Linked DNA regions of Mus musculus: region 1 is linked to region 2. The links are chromatin loops, found by intact Hi-C in ENCODE. Cell type or tissue: heart. All regions are shown on one strand. Links, peaks and the distances in the headings refer to the core of each region. The heading gives the core; the rest is flanking DNA.

Evidence for each region. A loop is a pair of places that touch in the nucleus more often than their neighbours do. Peaks named below come from ENCODE experiments on the same cell type or tissue, not always from the same donor. Only the 100,000 strongest peaks of a DNase experiment are listed, where the experiment ranks them.
Region 1: a loop joins it to region 2, with 7 times the contacts of the local background. A loop is called at or near these places in 4 of 42 quality-filtered maps.

Annotation. Positions count from the first base shown.
Region 1 is chr4:98,438,786-98,450,690 of GRCm38, forward strand. Patj (PATJ, crumbs cell polarity complex component) reads left to right here. Exons shown (of 44, transcript NM_172696.2): 13 at 2,269-2,357; 14 at 4,966-5,022. Among named protein-coding and RNA genes, the nearest start is that of Patj, 49 kb to the left of the region's middle. In heart, for the core only: a CTCF peak has its summit at 6,181 (motif pointing left); no DNase peak of the experiment used is centred there.
Region 2 is chr4:97,669,786-97,681,690 of GRCm38, forward strand. It overlaps a transcript of Nfia not described here. Among named protein-coding and RNA genes, the nearest start is that of E130114P18Rik, 91 kb to the left of the region's middle. In heart, for the core only: a CTCF peak has its summit at 6,413; no DNase peak of the experiment used is centred there; H3K27ac peaks cover 358 bases.

The DNA of each region.
Region 1 (11,905 bases), core at 4,067-8,066, 770 kb after region 2:
TTCGGATCCACTAGAGTGCAATTAATTGTTACTCTTTTAATTTAGTTGAGCTCAGATAAATATCAAAGGATTGCTAGGTGAAAAATCAAATCATCTTGAAATTAGAAATAGTCTTAGAAGTATTTTATCTCATTACCGTTGCCATTGTATAGTTTGTTTTTGAGAACACACATTACTATATAGCTCAGGATAGCCTAGAACTCACAGCACTCCTGTCTCCACTTGTCAGCTTCCCATATGCTGTAGCCATGCTTACCCCCATCCCCCTCGAGTGCGATCTCACAGTGTAGCCCTGGAGCCCTGAAACTTGCTGTGCAGACCAGGCTGGCTTCAATTTCAAAGAGATCTGCCTGCTGATGCTGCCTTCTAAATGCTGGGATTAAACATGTACACCATCACGTGGTCACAGAATTGTACTCATGTTCTTAAAATGAACTTCCCTGCCTTTTTCCATGCATGTGTATAATTTCAGTTTGCAAGTGCGCCCGCCTCTCCTGGTTGTTGTGCTGTTAGTCAGGTTCTGTCTTACGTGCATGGTGAGCATAGTCTTGTTATAGCCTTCTATGCCTTTTTTGTTTTGTTTTTTGTTTTTTGAGTTGCTGCAAGTAGATTAGCCTCCTTCCTCTGGCCTTTGAGCTGTCTGTGCTTTCATTGTGTGCCTGAAGGTACAACCAGCCTCAAGGGAGCTGGTGAGATGGCAGTTTCTTCACTTCAGTAACCCTCCTGCCCTTCTGCCTCTGACTGCTATATTTGTAAGCATAGAGTTCCTCAATACGTTGCAGATTTTGTTCAGAGTCATTAAACAGATATGAAACTACACCTGGGAGAAACCGAACAGGCAAACTGTTGAATCTTTTAAAGATTTTGGTAAAGGGGCTGGAAAGATTGTGTAGTGGAGAAAGCTACTTGCCGTGAGCCTGAAACCCAAGGTTAACTCCCAGAAGCCCTGGAAGGTGGAAGGAGAAAGAAAACCAGCCCCACAGAAGTTGTCCTCTGACAGCCACAGGTGTGCTGCGGCTTGTAGGACATCACCCCTCCCCCTCCCCAGGCTCCCTCACCTCAAATACTGAGAAATCAAAAACAAAGTAGGAGACTGGTAAGAACTCAGACTTCCATAAGGAAATGTTCACAAGGAGCGATGCCACCCAAATGATTTTGGTACTTGTTTCTATAAGATCTTTGATTAGCTGCCCCCAAATGTAATCTAGCATATCAGTTAAACATAGTTATTTCCTGGGGGCTCTTTTGTAAATGGAGTAACTTAAGTTCTTTAGCGTGCATTAGTCTTAGTCTCTGATTCTGAAGTTAGCCTATTTAACTTAATGATTGGTAGTATGTAATTAAGCATGCTGTGCAGCCAGAGGGAGCCGCTCTGAAGCTGAAAGGGCTGAGCCTGCCTGTTACCTTTGACGGGAGGCAGATGGTTATGTCACTTGGGATGCGTGTTCTCAGACACGTCCAGTCTTACAGCAGAAATGAGAAACTTAAAACAACCTGGGACCTTTTCATCCTCTGCTATTGGTGTGGATGTAGGTGCAGTGATAGTTTTAGTACCTAGACTTTTCTCTGTCAGGTATTCTTCAGACTGCTTGCTGCTCTGAAAGTCTGGGGAAGATTATATGGAGAAGAGACCTGGCACTTCAAATCCGTCTTAACCTTTAAAATGATCTCACCTGGACAACAATGGCATCATTAAGTCAGGAGCACTGTAAAGATACAAATATCCTAGTAATTAAGCAGTAACAAAAGGCTGGTGTAAAACCAAAGCTTCTATCTGATAAACCTCAGGTTTTAGCTGGCCAGCCTCTCCATCCGTCCGTCTGTCCTGGCATGTGGGAGCCTGGCTGTACTGTTTCCCTGAGTCTTGTTGATTACAGTGATAACTCAGTACACACTTACAGTCCCCTTGGAGAGTCGGAATGGCACTGCTCTGAAAAGATTAGCACTTAAATCAAATCTGTGCAAGATCTACAAATAAAACTAAGCGAGGTCTACATAGAAAGTATAGATTCAGATTTCACTTGTAATTCATCGCTTCCTCCTCCCTTCAAAGCCTCCTGAACAAGAGCCCCTTTACAGTTTAACCACAGTGGCTCTACATTTTCTATTAGTCTCGCAAGCCACTGGGATTTACATTCCTAGGTAGATTTAAATGAATACATTTTCCTCTTACCTCATTTCCCCTTTACCTACCGAAGCAGAGCTATTATTGAAGAATTTATTGAGTATGTTTGGCTCACAGTAGCTTCGACATTCTTTTTCTTATAGATGTATATCCAGAGAAAGTTCCAGGCTCTCCAGAAAATGAGCTGAAATCCAGATGGGAAAACCTACTGGGCCCAGATTATGAAGTAATGGTATGTCTTAAAAAAACATTTTAATAGAAAGTTTCATTTCATGCTATTATCCTAACACTATAATTTAAAATATGAGAGTCAAAGCAGACACAGACTGCCTTTATTGTTTTCTTCCTGTCTTTCTTTCCGATTAGAGCAATCAATCAATGTTTAAAGCGTTTTAAGCTATAAGAACAATTAAGGACTGTACACAAACTTCAGTTACAATTATCAGACACTCAGTTCATGTTGAAGCCATTTAAGTCAACAAGAGGCAGAAGTACATTAGGAGGGTGAGAGCTTGCCTGTAAATTTATAACCTGAATCAACTGCTTAAAATGGCTGGCATCTTTATGATTGCTTTTATGATCTGTTTGTTTTATTGTACACGGAAAGGGCTGTGGATATTAGTCCTATGTTTCACAAAGAATCTTACAGTTTTATGGGAAAAATGAAAGAATGATTATCAAGTGTATTTAGAAGAACAGGAAGTAGTTTAGGTGAGGCATGAGGTTACTCTGCCAGCAGGCCGTTAGGCTTCCTCTCACCTGTTATTACATTCGGCCAGTAAAGGATTGGCTACACGTCCCCAATGAATCCACTTGAAAGCAGAAAACCGTGTTAGAAAAATCTCATCGGTGTTCATCAAACATGCCAATAAATATCTGCTGTCTTTCATATTTTCTTTTTTGAGGCAACGTCTTGGTAGTCTTGGTATGCAGCTGTGACACATAACCCTTAGGTATATCATCATTAGTATTGGGTTGTCATCAATGCCAGACACTTTATTTCTGATTTTGGATGTCTGGCACTGTCATTAGAGAAGCTTTAGGTAATTAAGTCACATGGTTGTTTTCTTGCTCATTCTGGGCTGGTATGTTAGTTCTTGTAGCTGCGGGGTCTCCAGTTCATAGAACACTGTCACTAGGCTGTTACCTAGACACTCATGTGTTCTCTACCTTCAGTGGTATATGTTCAGAGAATACGTGGTTCACCAGTATCTCACGGGGTTTTTTATTTTTGCTTTTTTGATACTGGGTCTCATGTAGCCTAAGCTGGCTTCAAACTTGCTGTGTAGCTAAGGATGACCTGGAACTTGTAATCTTCTTTCACTTCCAGTTGTGGAATTACAGACATGAACTCTTGTGCCTCATGGTGAAGTGGAGGCTAAATGGGAGAGAGACTTTAAGTTGGATATATACAGTGATTCCCTTAAAGTGGTAGGGATATAAAGAGAGGCTCCGAAAGGCAAGTGAGTGAATGAACACACACATCCCACTGTTCCTTACTGTGCTTTCCTTTAGACTACTGCCGATCTGTTTGTTTTTTTGTGGAGGAGAGGGTAGTGATTTGAGAGAGGGTCTTGTATAGGTTAGCCTAAAACTCTGTAGCTGAGGCTAGCCTTGAACTCCTCATGATCCGCCTGCTACCATTTCCTCCATAACTGACTTACAGGAGTTAAGACCTTAGCTTGAAATTTTAAAATGGCGATGCTCCTAGTTTGTCAGAGGTAAAACTTTTAATACTGTATATTATGATTGTGTGTGTGAGTATGGGTGTACATGGAGAGATCAGAGCACAACTTTCAGGAGTCCAGTCTCTTCTGCCTTTGCATTTGTTTTAAAGATCACACTCAGCTCATTGGGCTTGTGCAGCAAGAGGTTTTCCCTGCTGAGCTATTTTTAAAAGTACTTATTTTGTTTTCTGTGTAAACCCCTGACTGAGTGTGTATATATATGAACCACTTCTGTGCTTGGTGCCCATCGAGGCCAGAAGGCAGTGTCAGAGTCCTTTGAACCAGAGTTACAGATGGTTGTGAGCTACCATGGGGGTCTGGAAATCAAACTCAGGTCCTCTGTAAAAAACAAAACAAAACAAAATAAAATAAACATACTTTTAACTTCTGAGTCATCTCTTCAGCCCTGTCTTTAGTTATCTTGGCAGTACAAGAATAAAATTTTTATTAAAATTTAAGGGATCATAGTTGGTATAGTTAGACAGATCATCATGTCTGTTTGGTCCATGATTATGGATTCCATATTCTCACTGTGGTTCAAACACATTTGGGGAAAAATTTTCAATATAACTGAACAGGTACAAACTTGTTTCACATCAGCATTCCTAAACCATATATTGAGACATGTTTATGAACCATTTTTCTTGTACTAGTGTCATAAGTAAGTGAGAACTGGTTTCAGTGCATAGTATACCTTTATGAAAGCTTGAGCAACACCTCAATACCAAAAGATGATTGTGTGTGAGGAGTTTAAATAGGACCCTGAGTTTTATTGGTAGACAATCCAAGGAAACAAATTCCATGCAAGGAAAAGTACTTCATTGTTGACCTCTATCTGTTAGTGAAATAACAGCCCATGTAGAAGGAGAACAAGACACCAGTAACATATCACATTCAGTTTCACTTGTGGATGATGTAGGATGAGGAGATTAGTGTAGCAAATACAGAAACACAAATGTGTTGCTACGTGCTACTTGTGGATTTCAGAAATACTGGGTAGAGGTTGTCGGATTACTCATCGGTGTGCTGGGTTTGCTGATAAATTTCAGAATATGAAGGAGCAAATGAAATTACACGCATACAAATCGGGAAATGACCGTCTTATAATTCTAGGTAGCCACTTTGGATGCTCAGATTGCAGACGATGAGGAGCTACAGAAATACTCGAAGGTAGGCTGGGCTGAAAGTGCTGCTCTGCTTCATTGTTGCTGAGCTTTCTTCACGTTCTTGCTGAAGAAGCTGAGTGGCGTGGTCTAAAGTCTTCAGACCTGAATCATACACGCGTTCCAGAAGTGAGCAAGGCTCTCAGTAACAACAGATACAAGTGGGTAGATAAGGCTGGGAAGAACATGGAATCCTTATGCTGTTTCCGGAAGCCAAAAGTCCAGGTTTGACTCTGGCACAGTAGCCATGAAGGTGACAGGTGAGTGTGTGAGCGCCTCAGGGGTTGTATGGAGACTTTAGGGAAAGGTTTTCTGCAGTGTGGAACAGAGATGGGCTTTAGGCTTTGAAAAACATAATGTCTGGATATTCAGGGACAGAAAACATGGTTGACCTGAGTTTGTTGGTCTTGACTTAATCAATTTGAATGTAATCACTACAATCTATCTGAATGTAATCACTATTGCTGTGGAGAACATGCAGTTAGTAATTTGGGCAGATTCTGTCTTCTCTTTATAAAATAATTTGTAGTTTTATCCTAGACAACCAGAACCTCACTTATTAAAATAGAGAATCTTTTAAGTGGCCTTCACAATAAATAATAGAAAAGGAAGGATGTTTTTTTCCCAGAGTTTCAGAAACACTGCTGCACTCCTCCATGGACCCTAGCGCTGAGCCCACCTAAGACGCTCCATTCAGAGGCAGTGTTTAAAATGAGTTCTCTCAGGGCTGGAGAGTGGGACCACTGGGTAGGAGCGTGTGCTGCTGTTCCGGAACACCTGCGTTCTAGTCCCAACATCCAGGTTGGGTGTTTGTAGCTTCAGTTCTAGAGGACCTTCGCCTTCCTGTGGCCTCCATGGGTACACACGCGTGCCCGTGCATACACACACACACACACACACACACACACATATAAAAGTAAGTCTTTGAAAGAATGAGTTATCTGTCTCATGTGGCTTTCTTAAGCTAAATATCAATTCAGGTAGTTTTACTGTTTCTTCCTTTGTATGTATGGTATTTTGCCTCCACAATTGTTTGCCATATGTGCTGTTGTTTTAGGGGTGTGTGTGTGTGTGTATGTGTATGATCAGGCCCTATATCATGGTGCAGAGATTAGAGGACAGCTTTCCAGATCTGGTTCTCTCCTGCCACCTTGTGGGAGCCGAGGATTGGACTCCTGTCATTAGGCCTCTATGGAAGCCCCTTTCTTTATATGCTGAGCTGTCTTGCTGGTCATTGTTTTATGGGGTTGGATTCTCAAGGCTGAGAGTGGAGAATATTTCTTTCCTTCCTAACTTAGCTGCATTTTAAGTCAATTCCTAGTAGAGGCCATGTCTGGCTGACCAAGCTCTCCTCAGATTCACAATGTAAAATTAACATTGCTCTTTATAGCCAGTTGTTAATTATTTACAGTGTCATTTTTCTGAGAGCAGTTTTTGATTAATAAATCCATCTAAAGATGTTGGGAGATATTTTATTCAGAGCTGGGGTAAAGCATGTAATAGTTCATCTAAGTGCAGTAGTTACTATTCACAGTTTTTCTAATTAGTTTTAAACCTCCTTTGTCATATAGCTGTAGATCTTTAGAGAACCTTTGGCTTTAAAACATGCCTCACACCAGGCTCAGTACATCACACAGCTTGCCTTTTGGTGTTCCCATGACAAACTGCATAAAGCCAGGATCCTAATAGTCCCTTACAAGCAGAGAGGGACACAAAGCATGTCCTGTGTGTATTTTAAAGAATGTGATTCTGCAGGCAGATGCTATTATCATGCCCTCATTCCCTAGGTCCCTGCTACCAGCTCACCTCTCCCTTCTTCCCCTCATAGCCTCTGTGCAGTAGAGTTGTATCCAGGCAATAACATAAAAAGATGGAAAGACCTTGAGAACCATGTTCTAAAATGCTGCCCATGCATTCAGCTGTTCATTCGTGAGATACTGATATGCACTCTGCCATGTGCTCTGGTATACAATGTGTTCTAGATGAGAACAAACGAGAAAATGATCCTTACATTGTTATATTACTGGAAGAACAACAAGAAAAGTTAGTCATTTAACATGACCTGAGCCTATTAGGCAAGGCAAGTAGATAGAGAAACAAATGCCTAGTAACTTTAGATAGGAAAGGCTTTGTAAAGGTGGGGACATTTAACAGTCTTCACCCCCTATACCTCTGAGTTGTCACTGTGGTGAGTTCCTGCCCTGTTGCTAAGGCTGCTGAGGAATTCTGTTTTCCTGCTTGTGCTTCCTGAGTGACTGAGGTTTCATCCACACATGCTCTGGGTTTAGAAGATGACATTTTAGGGAGGCAATTTAGGACGTGAAATAACCAGCCTAATTTTCCTTGCAACGTAATATGAACAATAAGATTTGGTGGTGGTGGAGCTGGAGTGTACATAGATTTGGCATATGCCTGCATTAGTACAGCTCAGTGATAAGAGGTGGTTTTCTGTCACAGGTTTATGTGCCCAGAACTTTTAGAATATGATCTTTCAAAAGCTCCTCGTCATATATTCTGTTTTTAAGACATTTAATTATTTACTTGATACTGTTTTGTATTAGTGCGCCCTTTCAGTGGAAGAAATGAGAAAAAAGTTTTCCCTCGAATTGCACTAGTCTCTTGATATTTCTCTGTTCCCTGTGTGTCTTTGTGTATTTGTAGCCAGTATGCCTATTTGTTTGCTTATTATGTATGAGGCAAAAAGATGTCTAAGTTTTCCACCTAACATTTCCAATTTTTTTAATACTGATTTTCAAGTTATTACACTCCATAGGATATTTCTCTTTAAGTTACTGGCTTATGATCTAAACAGCATAACTTTTTTTTTTTCTTTTAAAAAAACAACATTTAATTGGGGCTGGCTTACAGATTCAGAGGTTCAGTCCATTATCATCAAGGTGGGAGCATGGCAGCATCCAGGCAGGGATGGCAAAGGCAGAGCTGAGAGTTCTACGACTTCATCCAAAGGCTGCTAGTGGAAGACTGACTTCCAGGCAACTAGGATGAGGGTCTTAAGCCCACACCCACAGTGACACACCTATTCCAACCAGGTCACACCTCCAAATGGTGCCACACCTTCAAATGGTGCCACTCCCTGGTCCAAGAATATACAAACCACCACATTCCACTCCCTGGCCCCCATAAACTTGTTCAAACACATGAGTCTATGGGGGTCATCCTTAAACATAGCATAATGCAAAATGCATTTAGTCCAACTTTCAAAGTCCTCATAGTCTATAGCAGTCGCAACAATGTTAAAAGTCCAGAGTTCAAGGTCTCTTCTGAGATTCATCCAATCACTTAACTGTAATCTCCAAAGCAAGACAGGAAACCAGCTGGAGATTCCAAACTCTGCATCTCCATGGCTGATGCCAAAGCGGTCTTCAGATCTCCACTCCTTTTTCCTCTTTGTTGACTGCAACAAACTGCTTTCTCCTGGACTGGTTCCACTCCCTGTTAGCAGCTTTCCTCACCATGTATCCCATGGCTCTGGCATCTTTAACATCTTTGAATCTCCAAGCAATTTCAATGTTACAGCTTCTTTTTTTAATGTCTGGGATTCCACTTGATCTTTTGGGCTCCCTCCTAAGGGCTGGCATCACTTCTTCAGCTCTGCCCTCTGTAGTACTCTAAGTTCAGGTTGATCCACTCCACTATGACTGCTGTTCTTGGTGATCATCTCATGGTACTGACATCTCTAATACAATGGGGTGTTCCACTCCAACTAGGCTTCACCAATAGCCTCTCATAGGCTCTTTTCATGATGCCAAGCCTCAAATCCTTTGCATTACCCTTTCAGTCCTGGGCTATCAACTACAGCTGAGGCTACACCTTCTCCAATGGCCATCCATGACCTCTCACAGTGCCAAGCCTCAGCTGTTCTTCATGACACCTTCATGCCTTCAAAACCTGTACCATCTGGGTGACTCTTAAACATTACCAAGTTCAGCTACAGCACGAGGTACAACCTTGGCTATCTCTGGAACACAGCTTCTTTGTGCTCCCAGACAACAATTCCCAGAAAATTTCACCTCAGTGATGCTGGTCTCTTTTTAATCATTGCTAATTTTTTAGCTCCAGCTAGCCAGCATCAATTTTCCCAGTAATTCCTTCCATTCTTAACTCTAGAGCCAGATCCACATGGCTAAAGCTGCCAAGTTCTGCTGCTTGCAGGAACTAGAACATGACCCCCTTGTACTATTACATTGTCACTGGCTTTCTGTTTTCCAACTCCTTCACTGCCTAAGCTTGGCTGTCCTGGATCTTGCTCTGTAGATTGACCTTGAACGCAGAGATCAGCATGCCTGTCTCCTGGGATTAAAGATGTGTCAATAGCATGACTTTTAAGATTTTGTGTGTGTGTGTGTGTGTGTGTGTGTGTGTGCGCGCGCGCGTGCGTGTGTGTACAAGTGGAAGCAAGAAGAGGGATTAGATTCTTGGAGCTGGTGTTACAGGTGGTCATGAGCCACCTGATGTGTGTCCTGAGAACTGAACTTGGGTCCTGTGAAAGAGCACCAGGTTCTCCTAACCAGTAAGCCATTCACTCCAGCCCCAAACATAGCTTTTTAAAAATCCACTTATAAACTAGGAGAGGAGGTGCACACCTTTAATCCCAGTAAAACACAGGCATGTAGTCTCTTAGTTCCATGCTGGTCTACAGAGCAAGTTTCAGGATAGTCAGGGCTACACAGAGAAACTCTATTTCAGAAATAAAAACAAAACAAAAACAAAAACAAACAAAACCAAAATACTCACTTATAATTGCACATTTAAATCATAAGTCAGTGCCTTTTCATTTTTCTCCTTACAATATATAAAGAAGATGTTAGCCAATCAAAACCCATTTCACAGCTGAGGTTATGGGAAGCCATATAAGTTGAATGACAGTTGTATTGCTAGATAATAGCACAGACAGGCTGCAGTTTGGTATGCATCACTCATTCCTGAAATATCTACAGTAGAATTCCCACTGTCTGCCATATAACTGTGGTAACATTTGTGGGGACAAACGAATAGGTCTCTGATCCCATGGAGCTCAGAATATGGGACACAAGATCATGTGATAGTTCTTATAGATCCAGAGAACTACTGTTAAGTGAAGAAATTGGGTTGACAGAACTGGGCAAGACTACTTTGTGGTTTTTATTTGTTTTGTTTTGTTTTTTATTCTTTCAAAGATTTAATTGTTGACTTTTAAAGTAGATATGAAGGATAACGTAAGTTGGAAGACAGCATAGAGCCATATGTATGAATACCATGGTAAGCTGGGGAGAGTTGCAGCCCTGGGAGACTGAGGCAAGAGGTTTGCCTCAGGTTCCAGGCGAAGCTTGGATACATAGGAGACCCCCAAAAGGAAGTCAGTCAGTGCTATAATGAAACCCATTACTTTGTATGCTTAGTTAAATAAACAAATGAGGGGGAAAGACCAGCCCATGAGGGTTCAGTAGACCTCTAATTGCCAAGTAGGTATTGCGTAGCCCGGGAAGCATGTGCCAGGCAGTGCAGAGCTGGTCACCTGTCAGTTTCCAGTTGCAGCTCCCATGCTGGCATTTATAGTTTAGTTAAACTTTTATTTTTCAGGTGTAAAAAGTTTAATTATATCCTAAGACTCAACAAGCAGCAATGGATAGGGAAATTGAAAATAATATGTACAGCTTTTAAAAGTAATCTTATTCACCTGTCTTTGAAAAAGTGGTTATCTTTTTTGTTTTCTTACAATACTAATTTTCAAATATAGCTCTATGCTGTCTTCCTACTTCAGTTACCCTCATGTCCACTTTAAAAATCAACAATTAAATCTTTGAACAAAAAACAAAACAAAAAAGTAGTTCTTTTCTCTTCCATGTTGCATTTTTTTTCAACTGATGTATACAAATTTTATTTCTGGGGTGTATAAGTATACAGTGTATAATGTGTATAGTTTGTGAGTGTAAAATATATTGTATACTTTAGTTACTCTAGCACTGTGAAACATTGGACTTCCTTCTTTACTTGTCACCTGTTTTTTAGTCTCTCTAGTGACCTCTATTCTATTTTCTCCTCAATGTCATAAGCTGATTTAGAAGAGGCCACTTTGGAGACAGGGAGACAAGGAATGGCTGAACTTGGTCTTGAAAAGAAGAATGTGGCCAGCTGGGAACTTAGCAACCCCCTCTATGGCAAAGGACTAGCATGGGGAGCAATAAAAGGCTTTTCATCCTTCTGGGTCAAACTTAGCAATGGGGAAATGGTAACTGAGGTTTGTGAGACGTGCAGAGTGGTAGGCATGGACTTTGTCCAAGATACCAGGACTCAGCGATGGAAGGATTGAAGGAGGGTGTGGTGATCTGAAGTCCAGCTTTTACCCTACCCACAGTTCCATCAGGAGGATGGGGTTTCAAGACTATAAGCAAGTGCTGCCAGCCCGTGGCTTTCTTTGGATGGGGTCCTCCCTATAGCCAACCGTAAGGATGCAAAGTGTCACTTTTGGTAATGGATAAGGCTTCCCTGTGAGCTAGAGGCTCTTTGCAGAGGCTTGAGCATTAGCAGCTAGCTCTGCTTCTAGGAAGCTGTAAATCATGACACCAGCGAGGTTTCCCGCATCTGGGGGTACGTGCACTTTTAGCAATGGCTTTCTTGGCAAGTGTTTACTATTAAGATGAGCACAGTTCTGTAAGGAGAGATATTAGCCCCGTCTTACGACTTTGTGCTGGCTGTCTAGTGGAATGTGGGAATGTAAGCGATCATTAGTAATACCTCGGGTATGAGAACAGAGCAAGCTCTGCTCTGCAGCTTGGACGGGACAGGTCAACAGATTTCACTTTAGTTCCTTTTAAATATATTTCTCAAGTTTAAATATATAGCTCACGAACGTGAGTCTCGCCTCCCTCTGTGGTGAGTAGACTCATTTT
Region 2 (11,905 bases), core at 4,443-8,442:
TGAGGCCGGAACAAGTTAAAGATACCCCAGAAACTGCAGGCCATGTCAAGACTTGAATTCACACTGATGTCCAGGACTAAATAAAATAATTATTTCCTTCCCTTCTCCCTTACTCCTTTTCTTCTTCCTTCCTTCCTCCCACCCCCTCCCTCCCTTCAGTAAGTACAAGGAGCCATGTCTGTGTGCTAGGCTGCAGGGTGGTCCTGATAATGCAGAGATGACTAAGCCACAGACCCAGACCTTAAGGGGGTAATCAGCTGGAAAAGAAGAATAACAGAACTATGGCGCCCGTATTCAGTGCAGCACAAGGACCCGGGCCCCTCTGGGTGCTGCAGAAGGCTTCCTGGCAAAGATAGATTTGAGTGGATTTTTGTTCTTGAGCTTTAGACAACATGTGGTTTTGACCTATAAAGGTGGCACATATTTCTGGAGTACACTGAGATAACCCAATGCATACATAATATGGAAAGCCAAATTAGAACAATTAGTACTTCTGTCTGATTACACATTTTTCACTTCATTGTACTGGGAACCTTTTAATTCTTCTAACTTGTTTTATAATTTCTTTTGAACAAACCACACTAGTTACAATTTGAATGTTGATGTTGCAGAGCCTTAAGTTTGTATGGTCAGGGTAATTCTATCCCAGGCAGGTGCATAGAATGTTCAGACTCAATAGCTGAGACAAAAGCATTTATAATCAAGTATTGACTGCCCATAGCCATGAAAAAAAAAAAAAACTATCCTTTCCTTGCATAAAGAACTTTCCAGAAACCTAGGGTTGTTCACCATTTTGCCAAGCACAGTCCTAAGGCCAAGCAGACAGAAGGGCTTTTCAGAGGACTTGGGGCTCCCTGAGGTGCACAGGAAGAGGGGAAATGAAGAGGAGGTTTCCATGGGTTTCTGTGGGTTATGAGGACCTGATAAGCCTTTGGATTTCTATGGGCCTTGGCTAGAGTGCAAAGTAAGAAAATAGCTTGTTGATTGCTGAAATGATTAAGTGGATCACCTTATTGATTCTCACCTAGCTTGGAACAGACCTCAATAACCAGCATCAGTATTTTAATAAGAGGAAAGGAAAGATTTACTAGACACAAATGCTTTCCATTAGAGGTGAAATAAAGCCCCCTGCCCCACCATCAAGGGGCCATAGCGTGGCCTCAGCCTGGAGCCTGCCAACCAAACGGGAAAGTAACCAAAGAAAAGTTAAGAGACAGCCCTGGGCCTGGGCTTACCAAAGCCTTAGAAGTGAATTTTTACCGATTGCCAGAATGTATACTTAGCCTCTTCTTCCTTCCCACTCTTTAAACCCCATAACCCATCCTGGAAGCCAGAGGCCATGCCAGAGAGCTGAGCATACTGAGGCCAGGCACTTTGCCTACTTGGGCCTTTCTCTAGGGACTACATCTTAACTACATCAGCTCAAACTGACAAGGGGCGTACAATTATCGCTATATCTCAAGGAAGGGGCCTTCTCATGAGGACTCCTAACCACCTGGCACCAGACCTGGATTTTAACGATGTTTCTCTTAGAAGTAGGATTTGTGGGTATGTATTTTTTTTCCTCTGGAGGCTTTGGTATGAATCCACTCGCTGCTGCATAAGCTGGCAGCGTTGGTTTTCTTTAGCAATTGCTGTGTGCCTGTGCCAACCATATACTATGTCACTTAGGTTTCTCACCCAGCTTAGGAGTTGACCCTTCTGTCATTATATCCACTGTAGAGATGACTCAGTGGAGGCTTAGTGGTTGGACTTGTGCACAATGGTGAGTAAGAAGGACTGTTATATAGAACTGCCATGCTTGTAGGGGCAGCAGAAATGGGGACCCAAAGCTCTTTATTTTTTTTCTATTTTTTATTATTTTATTTTTATTTATTCACTTTACATCCTGATTGCTCCCCCTCCTCTTCTCCCAGTCCCACCTCACAACCTCCCATGCTATCCCCTCTCCTTCTCCTCAGAGAAGGCAAGCCTCCCATGGGTACCAATCCATCCTGGCACATCAAGTTGCAGCAGGACTAAGCTCATCCTCTTCCACTAAGGCCATACAAGCCAGGCTATCTAGGGGCTTTAAGCATTTTCCATGAGTTGTATTTTTTAAATGTAGTTATGGCTGCTATTCATTGGGAGAAGAGAAGGTTTACGGTTGATGGGAATGGCCACAGAGAAGCCAGGCTGCAACAACATTGCTGGCTGCCTCAGCTGTGATGGAGAGATGGAAGGAGATACCATCTCCTAAATGTATTTTGAGAGCAGACTGGCCTCTTATCACCTTGCACTTTTGCAAATGAACAAGAGCTATGCTTCCTGGGTACCCCAGATGGCGTCCCTACCAGCTGCTCTCATTATACTCTGGCTCTGCCAGTTAGACCATAAGAACTTGACCTCAGTAACAGAATGCCGTGCATCACCCCGTAGAGCCCAAAGAGAGGATTTTATGATGGTTTATCAATAATGGTTTCTAGGAAGCTATGCAGCAACCTGGTCAGCATTCACAGGAAACCCCACCTACAGAAAGCTCTCTATTTGTTTTTCTGACTTTATGATCATTGCCCTGTTCTCTGTGGTCAAAGAAGCAGTGGCCTCAGGAAAAAAAGCACAAACTGAGACAGACTAGGAATATGCTGACCCACAGTAGGCTCTATTGCACATATGTCAAAGCAGCTAAGGAGCAAGGTGTCCTAATGGTATATCAGTGAAATAAGAGAAAGGCTTCCCACTACTACCACGTTTAAATGTCCAGCCTGGAAACAGAGAAGACTCATCACACGGGTAATACAAACCCAGCAGGGAGGTGTCTCCTTGGCCATACTCTCCAGCGGGAAACAGCTGGGGGCAGGCAACTGTCTGCAGGCCTGACTCCTAGAGACAGAAGGTTGAGTGCAAGGTGAATTCTCAAGAGAAAAAAAATGTGAGGGAACCTTAGAGAAGACGAGTTTCGTGCATAATTGATCTGACAGGCAGTGCCCATTCAGTCACCACAGAAGGACCACTCTCCCATGCAGGAACACATTTCTATTGAGAGGCACCAGATGCCACCTAGTTAAAAAAATGTGTTCACAGGAGTACTATGTTGTCAGTCTGAGCTAGGGATTTGGAAAACCCAGACACTGTGTTAGAGACCATTATTATTATTATTATTATTATTATTATTATTATTATTATTATTACCATCATCATCATCATCATCACCATTATCATTTTAAGTCTAGCTCTGGACAAAATTGGACACAACTTATTCACTGAATGGTTGAGGGAAGGTCCTGTGTCTGTCCTTATGATCCCACACACCTTGTGACTGCTTAAACAATTTCAGAGAAAATATTTTTTTTTCTACTTTGAGAAACTTAAAGTGAGAGTTATATGAGAATCTTTCCTAGACAGTTGGGTTCAGCTGCTTCCTAAAGGCAGAATAGAGGCTGTATTTATCCCATCAACATGTCTGTGTTTATGTCCATCCTTGTCGGTCATCTTGCTGGAAATAATACTAGGTAAGATTGGCACTAACCTTGTTTTATAAATTTTACAATCCAGCAAAATTTCATGCACATCAATAGATATCCGGGGGTGACTGCGACAAAAGATTAAGTTCAGGTTAGTTGACTTAAGATAAACAGCTTATTCTGAACGAAGTGGTTTAAAGGCAGCTTACAACTTTTCAACATTGCTACATCTTAATAAGGCAACATGTGAGACTTATGATGTTCGGTGTTTGGAGAAACCATAGATATGGATGCAGACAGCTGTTCAGAGGAAGCATCAGTGTGATAGCAATGGCAAGACACATGGAGATAAGTAAAACCATGATAGAAAATGACAATTACAGATAGGGAGAAAGAAGTCACATCCAGACCTTTAACAGGAAGACAGTGGATGTATGGCTCCTGGGAGATGAACAAAATCTAGTTCCTACCTCAACTTCCCAATACACCTGTTCATTTGTGAAATAAATAAACTAATCCTATGTACAGTCTAGACACTGCTATGATCTGGGATAAAAATCAGACTAGATCAACATCAATTAACAGGATAAGGGGCTTGTAGAAGATACGCAGAGAACACAACTCTGCTTGCACTGAGTTCACTCTGGAAGCCACTGCCAAGGAAATGACGTTTGCTGACTGTTGAGAAGTTATCATTGCAGGGGAGAACGGGGGAAGTGCGGGGAGGGGGGTGCAACAGTTGAGAAAATAATGACAAGGACAGAAGTCAAAGATAGCTATGGGGGCACTCAGGCACATGTGAGAACAGGAAGTAAGGTGGGAGAGACCAAAGGGAAACAGGAGGGAAGGCTGCAGTCCTTGGGGAAGGACAGGAAGGAGGGGAGGGGCTGTAAAGGCAGGAAGCTCTAGAGGGCTGTTGTGGGGGAGAGCAAATGACATAATTAAGAGGGAGCCAGAGGCAGGCTGCAGCAAAGGTGCACAAGCAAGGCATGCAGAAAGCTCAGTGGGTCAAGGCGTAAGCGTGGACAGCAGACAGCACCAGGCAGACACAGCTGTGCAAATGCAGGGAGGTGGCAGGTCAGGGACATGACAAAGCTCAGTTGACAGGTTAGGGGAAAAATGGGCCAAGAAGCTGGCACTGGAATAGTGAGTGGCTCTCAGTTCCAGCTCAATCAACAGGCTCTGCACTGAAAAGTATTTCAAGGCCTCCTCTGGCTTTGACAGAGGATGGCCACAGTCAGCCAGTAATGTTCTCCATCAGTCTGCAAAACTACGTCTGGTGTCTAGTCTCCAGACTAGAGGCCGGATGAAATTGTAAGGGTGAGACAGAAGCAAACCCAGAGAGGAAGGTGGCGGAAGCTGAGGCATTGACAGTAGGATCTTCAGGGCCATACCAGGGCCTATAGCATGGTCATGGGAAGATTTGGCTGAACACAGAACAGGACATAGTCTAATATCCAAGTATTTAAATATAGCTGGCATTTTTCTCACTGAAGAATATAAGCAGCTTTGGAAATATATACTTGTTAGTGAAGAGAAGGGTATGTGGTTGGAAGAGCCCTTGCCTGTTATAACAAATGGGAAAACAGAGTGAGCACTTCCTTCCCACCTACAGCTTCCACTTCCCCAAATTAACATGGAGGCTTCCTCTAAGCTGACAATTCACCTGAACCTCTGAGCTCACTGAGCAGCCATTCATGGACCATTTCCTCCAATGGGGTAAGAAAGTGCAAGTAACACCTTGACTTCAGTGGCCAGATCTCTCCCTCTCCCTCTCCCTCCCCCTCCCCCTCCCCCTCCTCTTCTCCCTCTCCCTCTCTCCCTGCCCCCTCTCCCTCTCTCCCTGCCCCCTCTCCCTCCCCCTCTCCCTCCCCCTCTCTCTCCCCCTCTCTCCCTCTCTAATCTTGCATGTGAATACATGGATGTGCTCATTTCTGTATATATTTGTACATATCATTATATGTTCATTCATACATATATGTATGTGTGTGTGAATGTTCCAGTGCCTCCTACAGGCTGAGCTAGTGCTCTACCACTGAGCAATCCCACTCACCTTCCCTGAGAACCTTCGACATGGGACCTACCCTAGATTGGCACATTTGGATTGTCAGATATAGTGAGCATAGGTACAGTGTTGAATAGCCGACCTCTAGAACTCACTCACCTGATGAGCTGAACACTGATGCTATTGAACTGTCAACCGGACATTTGCTTGGTTCCTAGACTGTTTGTGGCAACTACCAATCTCCTGTTTTATTACAAGAATTTGATGTTGAGATATTGTAAGAGTGGAACTGTGCAATCTTTCTCACTTTATCACATATATTTCACTTAACATAATGCTTTCAGGGTTCACAGCCTTCTTTTAAAGGCTAAACAGCATCCCATTGCATGAATACGAATCTCTTCTTTTCCACTTGTCTTTCGGGGGACATGATATTTCTGCATCCTCCTCACTTTGAATATGGCTGTAGTAAACTAAGGAGGGTTAATATCTCTCTGATATCCTGATTTCAAACCTCTAGGATAAATGGCCGAAAGTGTTGGATCCCGTGGCAGTTCTGCTTTTAACTTTCAAGGTACCTTCACACTGTTTGCATTCACACTAACACAGCGCGGGATTCCAGTTTCTCTGCATTCTCTCTTAACTCTCTCCACATCGTCTCCTAAGCCTCTCTGCTCTCTGTTCTCCAGAGCGACAGTGTCCCGGCAGCCCAGCAGAGAAGGATCAATCAAGTCACGGTTAGCATAGGTCTGAGTGTCCGTTCTCTATGCCCCTGCCCACACCAGCTGCGTCATGGCTTTACGCAGAAGAATGAGAGATTAGAGACCGACCGTGAGAATCCAAAGCTTGCAGAACCCCTCAAAAAGGGGAAAAGCCTTTGTCATCAAAGGAGTTAATGAGCACACGTCTCTGCAGGAAGCCCTAAAGAAATGAGTGTTCTGAGTGTAGAACATTCACTTTACAGTAGGTGGTGTTATTGTTACATGCTCATACAGACAGTACTAATTAACAATCCTAAAGGCCACATCATTAAATTATCTTCAGCTTAAAGCCCTGCAATGTTTAGCACATCCCAGCAATTCAATTATATTCAAGGCAGTAGCCTGAATGTCAGGTACTCTTCTGTGGCCAGCGAAGAGCAAGCAGCTCTCAAAAGCAGATGAACCCCAGAAGGAGAGAACAGCTCTGACACACACACACACACACACACACACACACACACACACACACACACACCCTTGTCCCTCTTCCCAACATACATGCTAGATGGGAAGCAAAGATAAATTTCAAAGAAAATGCAGGAGTGAAACACGGACCTTACCAATTCTATATGTAAAAACAGGAAGACTCTGACAAGATCTTTAAAATCTGACATGAAAAATCGGCTCACTGCCCTCCCATCTCCTCAAGGTCCCCTGTCTGCATTTTCTTCTGAGCCTTCCTACCTCCCTTGTGATTTCTGAGCACAGCACACTGTGTCTGGGGGTTGAACTTGGACGACTTTGTAGCTTGTGGCTGGGCTTTCCCTGCAGTGAGCACTCAAAGGAGAGCACAAAGCTGTTCTGTTCCTCACCCTAGGAGACAGTTCCTGTGCAGAAAAGGCTTTGAGAGAGAGAGAGAGAGAGAGAGAGAGAGAGAGAGAGAGAGAGAGAGAGAGAGAGAGAAGTGGGCTCAACCTCATTTGACCTTCCCCATGCAGATGAGGTCCTGTGTGTAGGCTCAGCGCATCTCAGCAGGCCAAGTGACCTCCATTGGCAGGCAACACCGTGACACAACCTCTAGGTCGAAAGCTGCCTGTGGAAGAGGAACATCTATGGGTCCACTGATTAGCACACAAAGAGACAGACAGAGCCAGCGGGCAGCTGGCTAGCCAGGACACTCATCTGCAGGCACAGAAGCAGCAGACAGAGCCATCTGCCTCAGTTTCTCTGAACTATCTCCCTTAGTCGCCATCTCTGTAGAAACCATTTCAGCATCCATCCTTACTCCAGTACCACCCCAGTGTTCCTCGGGAAGATCCCACAAGATCCTTGGGGTCAAGCAACATATGAATCTACTTATCATGCTCCATTACAAAGAGTACATCCCAGTAAAGATTTCTGGATGGTATGAGAGCTGGAGAGAAGGTTGAGGGACAAACAGATGACAGATAAATGGCCAAAGCACACCAAAATGATCTTGCTCCCCTCTGTGGGAACTGAATCCTCCCCTGATAGTACCAAGATGGATCCTGGCTCTCCAGAGAGGAAATTGGTGACAGAAGCCAGTCTCTCTCTAAGATGAACATCGCTATCCAGTCAGGATATTGTTGCCACAGACCCAATAGAGCTTTTCTTAGTTTCCCTGCCTATGGTCTAGACAGGTACTGCCAGACATCAAATAACCTGTCTCTGGGCTTTGCAAACTCATAAAGCATTGTTGAGATCCTGTCTCTACCATGGCATCTTACAAACCTACTGGATCTAAGACAGCTCCAACACAGGCTCCAACCATTTACATGTGGAGGAGAATAACAGAACTGACTTCACAGGCTTTCTGTGTGGATTAATGTTTTGTGAGACCCCCGACATGCTCCAAGTCAATAGGAGGCAGCCTATAGATTGGCAAGTCCCTAATCTCTATAGAGACTGCCATCATTGTGAAGTGTGTTGCTCAGTTACATCATTCCCAAAAGGATGGCAGGGAAGAGCCACCGAGGCTGGAGGGAGTGCCCCATGAGCAGACGAACAGGGGCTTAAGAAAGTATAGTCTCTGGTTGTAGCTGGTTTTAAACGATGTCAGGCAGGCACTGCTGAGAAGCAGGTCGTGACGAGAGCAGGCAGAGAAGTGAGGAGGTTTGGCTTATAGTTAAAGCCTTTACCCAAGTGGACAAACATGAAGAGACTGCCTGTGCGTATGAGCTGAGATCGCCTCTGGGGAACAAAGTCATGAGATTACACTGATGCTGAAGTTCCTTGTGCCTCCATTTGTGACACCACTGTCCTCTGAGTCTCAGTTTACATCTTCTTGTGGCCTCACTTGACGCCAGCCTAATCCTCCCTACTGAAAATAAGTCCTCTCTCTTCTGAGGACCCTTAGCACTTGCGTGTGCAACACACCTGCAGATTTGCCCATGCTGGCCCCTTAGAATAGGATCATAACAAACACTCAAATCATACTAAACGTAGGAGGAGGGATTGTTTGAAGCAGCACACCTGCAAACACACAGCCAATTAAGTCTCACAACAACATCCCTTTAACTATGAAGCAGGTGGCATCAAAACTCCCATTTAACAGATAAAAAACTGATGCAGAAAAATTAATTAGCATGCTCAAGGTCAGACCACTTTAAATACATAAGGCAGCAAGAGTTTCCCTCATTATTTATCACCTCATTTCTCTCCCCGGCACAGAGGTGTTACTGCCCAGAGCACATAGACTGCACACTATTGTGCTAAGGCCCTGATTATATTCAAACTCCAGCTCTATATAAGTTCTGTATCCCTCTTCCTTCTCATGCAGAACACGAAAATGCTCAGTGCATGCCTCCTCGCTTGGGTTTTACGAGAACGAATTGGACTGCTCTAAGCATTCAGAGTAACTCCCATAAGTACTGTGTACACATACCTTAGTACTGTGAACAAGAGTCCTGGCTAACCTCATCTTTATGCCTTGTGCTCTTGTGTCCACACAGTTGATTTCTATGACTAGTTCAAGAATATGGAGGTAGCAGTAAAACAGATGGCTCAGTCCATTTCAGCACAGAATAACTTTGTAACACAAAGCTTGACCGTTAACTTCTTAGTCTTGACCTTCTTGGTTTATAAACTGGAAATGCTACACACTCTCCTGGAAATCCTACTCCACGAGTGCAGCGAAAACAGTGTATATATGACTGGGAAAACTGAAGGGACCATCCTGAGTTTATTTTCCCAGATGACACTATCTCTCGAGGGGCTCTGTCCACTGTCAAGGTTTTTTTGCTGCCTTCTACAAAAGCAGTTTGTAGAATTCTTGATAAGCCAAGTAATTTTCTCACAAAGCAGGTTGCATAGACACCCTCCTGATCTTATCAAGCTGGAGAATCCACTGCCCTGCTCTGGTGTTCAGGGGCCACATCTCATCTTGTCACCACAGATGTCTGTTGCAAAGCTTCCACCCAACTCCACCTTCAGTGCCAATAAAGTACCCGGACAGTCTGTAGAGGGGTAGAAAATGGTGTGACAGGTCAGACGCTATAACATATGAGACATTTATGTAACTGTAACTCTTGTAGTCAGACCCACCACTTACATGCTTTGTATTTTACTTAACTCCTTCCACAATGACCTGGGAATTTTGTGAGGGTTAGAGGCCTAAGCCAGCTTCTGGCTCATAAGAAGTGCCTAGTGAAACCATGTTCACTACCGTTAGCTTTCCTTCCTCACAAATGTCCATTGTACCTCATTTCACCCTGAGCTCAGGGAACCTAGAGCCCGCTGTGGGGAACTCACATTCTGAACTTTTCCTGACATCTTCCAGGACACACCTCTTGGTCCTCCATCTGACACCCCAGAGCCTGCTAAGATGCACACCTCCTAATGTGACATTTGCTGAATGATGCTTACTATGACAGCTCATAAAGTCTTAAAGTGCAATCCCTCATCACTTTTCCTCTGACCCCTTGTTTCCTGTTCACAAAGTAGAATCTCATGGGCTTGTGTGATACCTAAGGCATGGCATATTCCCATATATCCATTAGTATTTGTTACCTAGCAAGTTATGCCAAAACTTTGTTATTTTATAATAACCATTCTTTAGGTTCAAATTTCTATGGGCTCACAATTGGCCTGGTCTTTCGTTAGACTCTCCAGACCTGAGTTGTATCTCAATCCTCCAATATTCAAATGATCCAAAAAAATCACAAAGTAAACACAAATCCAAGGGAAATGGATCCTGTCTCTTGATGAGAGTTATGTTAAATTGTTGGTTGCATAATAATATTTTTGTATTCTGCCATAAGTGATAAATAAAAGCACCTCTTCAAACTAACTTAAGTTTTTGTCAAGTTTTCTAGTTCAGAAATTTTTGCAAGACTTCTTACATATAATGAAAGAAAACAATGTGATGAACTTTTACTATGTGTCCACTTGGTACTAGGTAGAAGTATTTACAGTATAGAATGGTAACATCTCTGCCCTAAAGGTGCCTGTCGGTGAAGTAGCAAAGTATACAGGTGCAGAGACAAATTCTAAGACTTGGTAAACTATCTGACAACAGAATATCTTTCACAGGGACATGTACAATTAATCATTGATTCTGTTGTTTACAGTAAATTCTAATTCAGAGCCAAGCTGCAGTGTGAGCAGACTGACCAAAGGATAAAAGGTTTTAGATGAATCTGGAAAGTTGGTTAAAATTGCTCTAAAGCTGAGCGGTGAATGAGCCCTTGGTGGCCACTTTTTTGGGGGGTATCTTTGCTTCAGAAGTGACTCCCAATAGCCATAGACTACATGATGAAGCTCAGTCTCCAACATCATCTGGGGAAAGGGAGGAGATCCTAACCTCGGAAGCCACCTGTGAAATGGAAAGCCTCTCTTGTGCTCTGGTCCAGGAGAAAGACCACAGGTGTTTTCAGTCCCCCAAAGCTGCTTGCATTCATTTGCTTTTCTGCTCTCGGATTCCATTCCTGAATTGCTATCTCTAAGTTGGTTCTCCCTCCACAGAACGTAGAATACCAGACTGGACTTGGACATCATGCCTCTGGCACATATACGGCAATCAGTGCAGTCCCTGGCCCTTTCCATCTACATCAATTACTTATTAATGTCCACTCTGCATAATTCCTAATAGTCTCCAGGTTTCTAGACTTTCACTGTAGTAGTCACGCATCAAAGCTCACTTCGTAAGATCCCTTTTAGTGCCCTGTCATAAGGAAACCACTCAGCTGTACATGGTTCAGTCTCACCATAGGTACTCATGACTGTATACTGCATCTGTGTGGTACCTGGACAGTGCCTATCATTACTCCTTTTACTAGGCTAGTCCTCCCTTCTTCCTTTGAACTTCCAACTTAACTAATTCTCATTCCCTTTATTCATTCACCTTCTATTCCTCCAGCATGACTTTCCTTCCCTGGTCTCCCATCCCAGCTTTAGTAACCAATCCACATTACCTCTGACAGTTACATAAAGGATGTGAAATTTCAAAAAAGGATTATGGACTAAAGGGTGGATAGGTGGATGGATGGATGGATGGATGGATGGATATATGTTTCATCAGGAAATTTCAAACAATAAGCAAATACACCAAAGGCTTGGTTTGGGTTCTATAAAGTTCCTCCTGTGAGACATAAGATTTTTTAAATCAGAGCTGCTAGCCACATTTTCTATTAATGTGTGGAAGATGATAATTAAGACGCAGTTTCACATTATGACCACAGCATAGAAAATTTATGCTCAGCATACACATGACATTACCCATTAGAAACAACACTAAA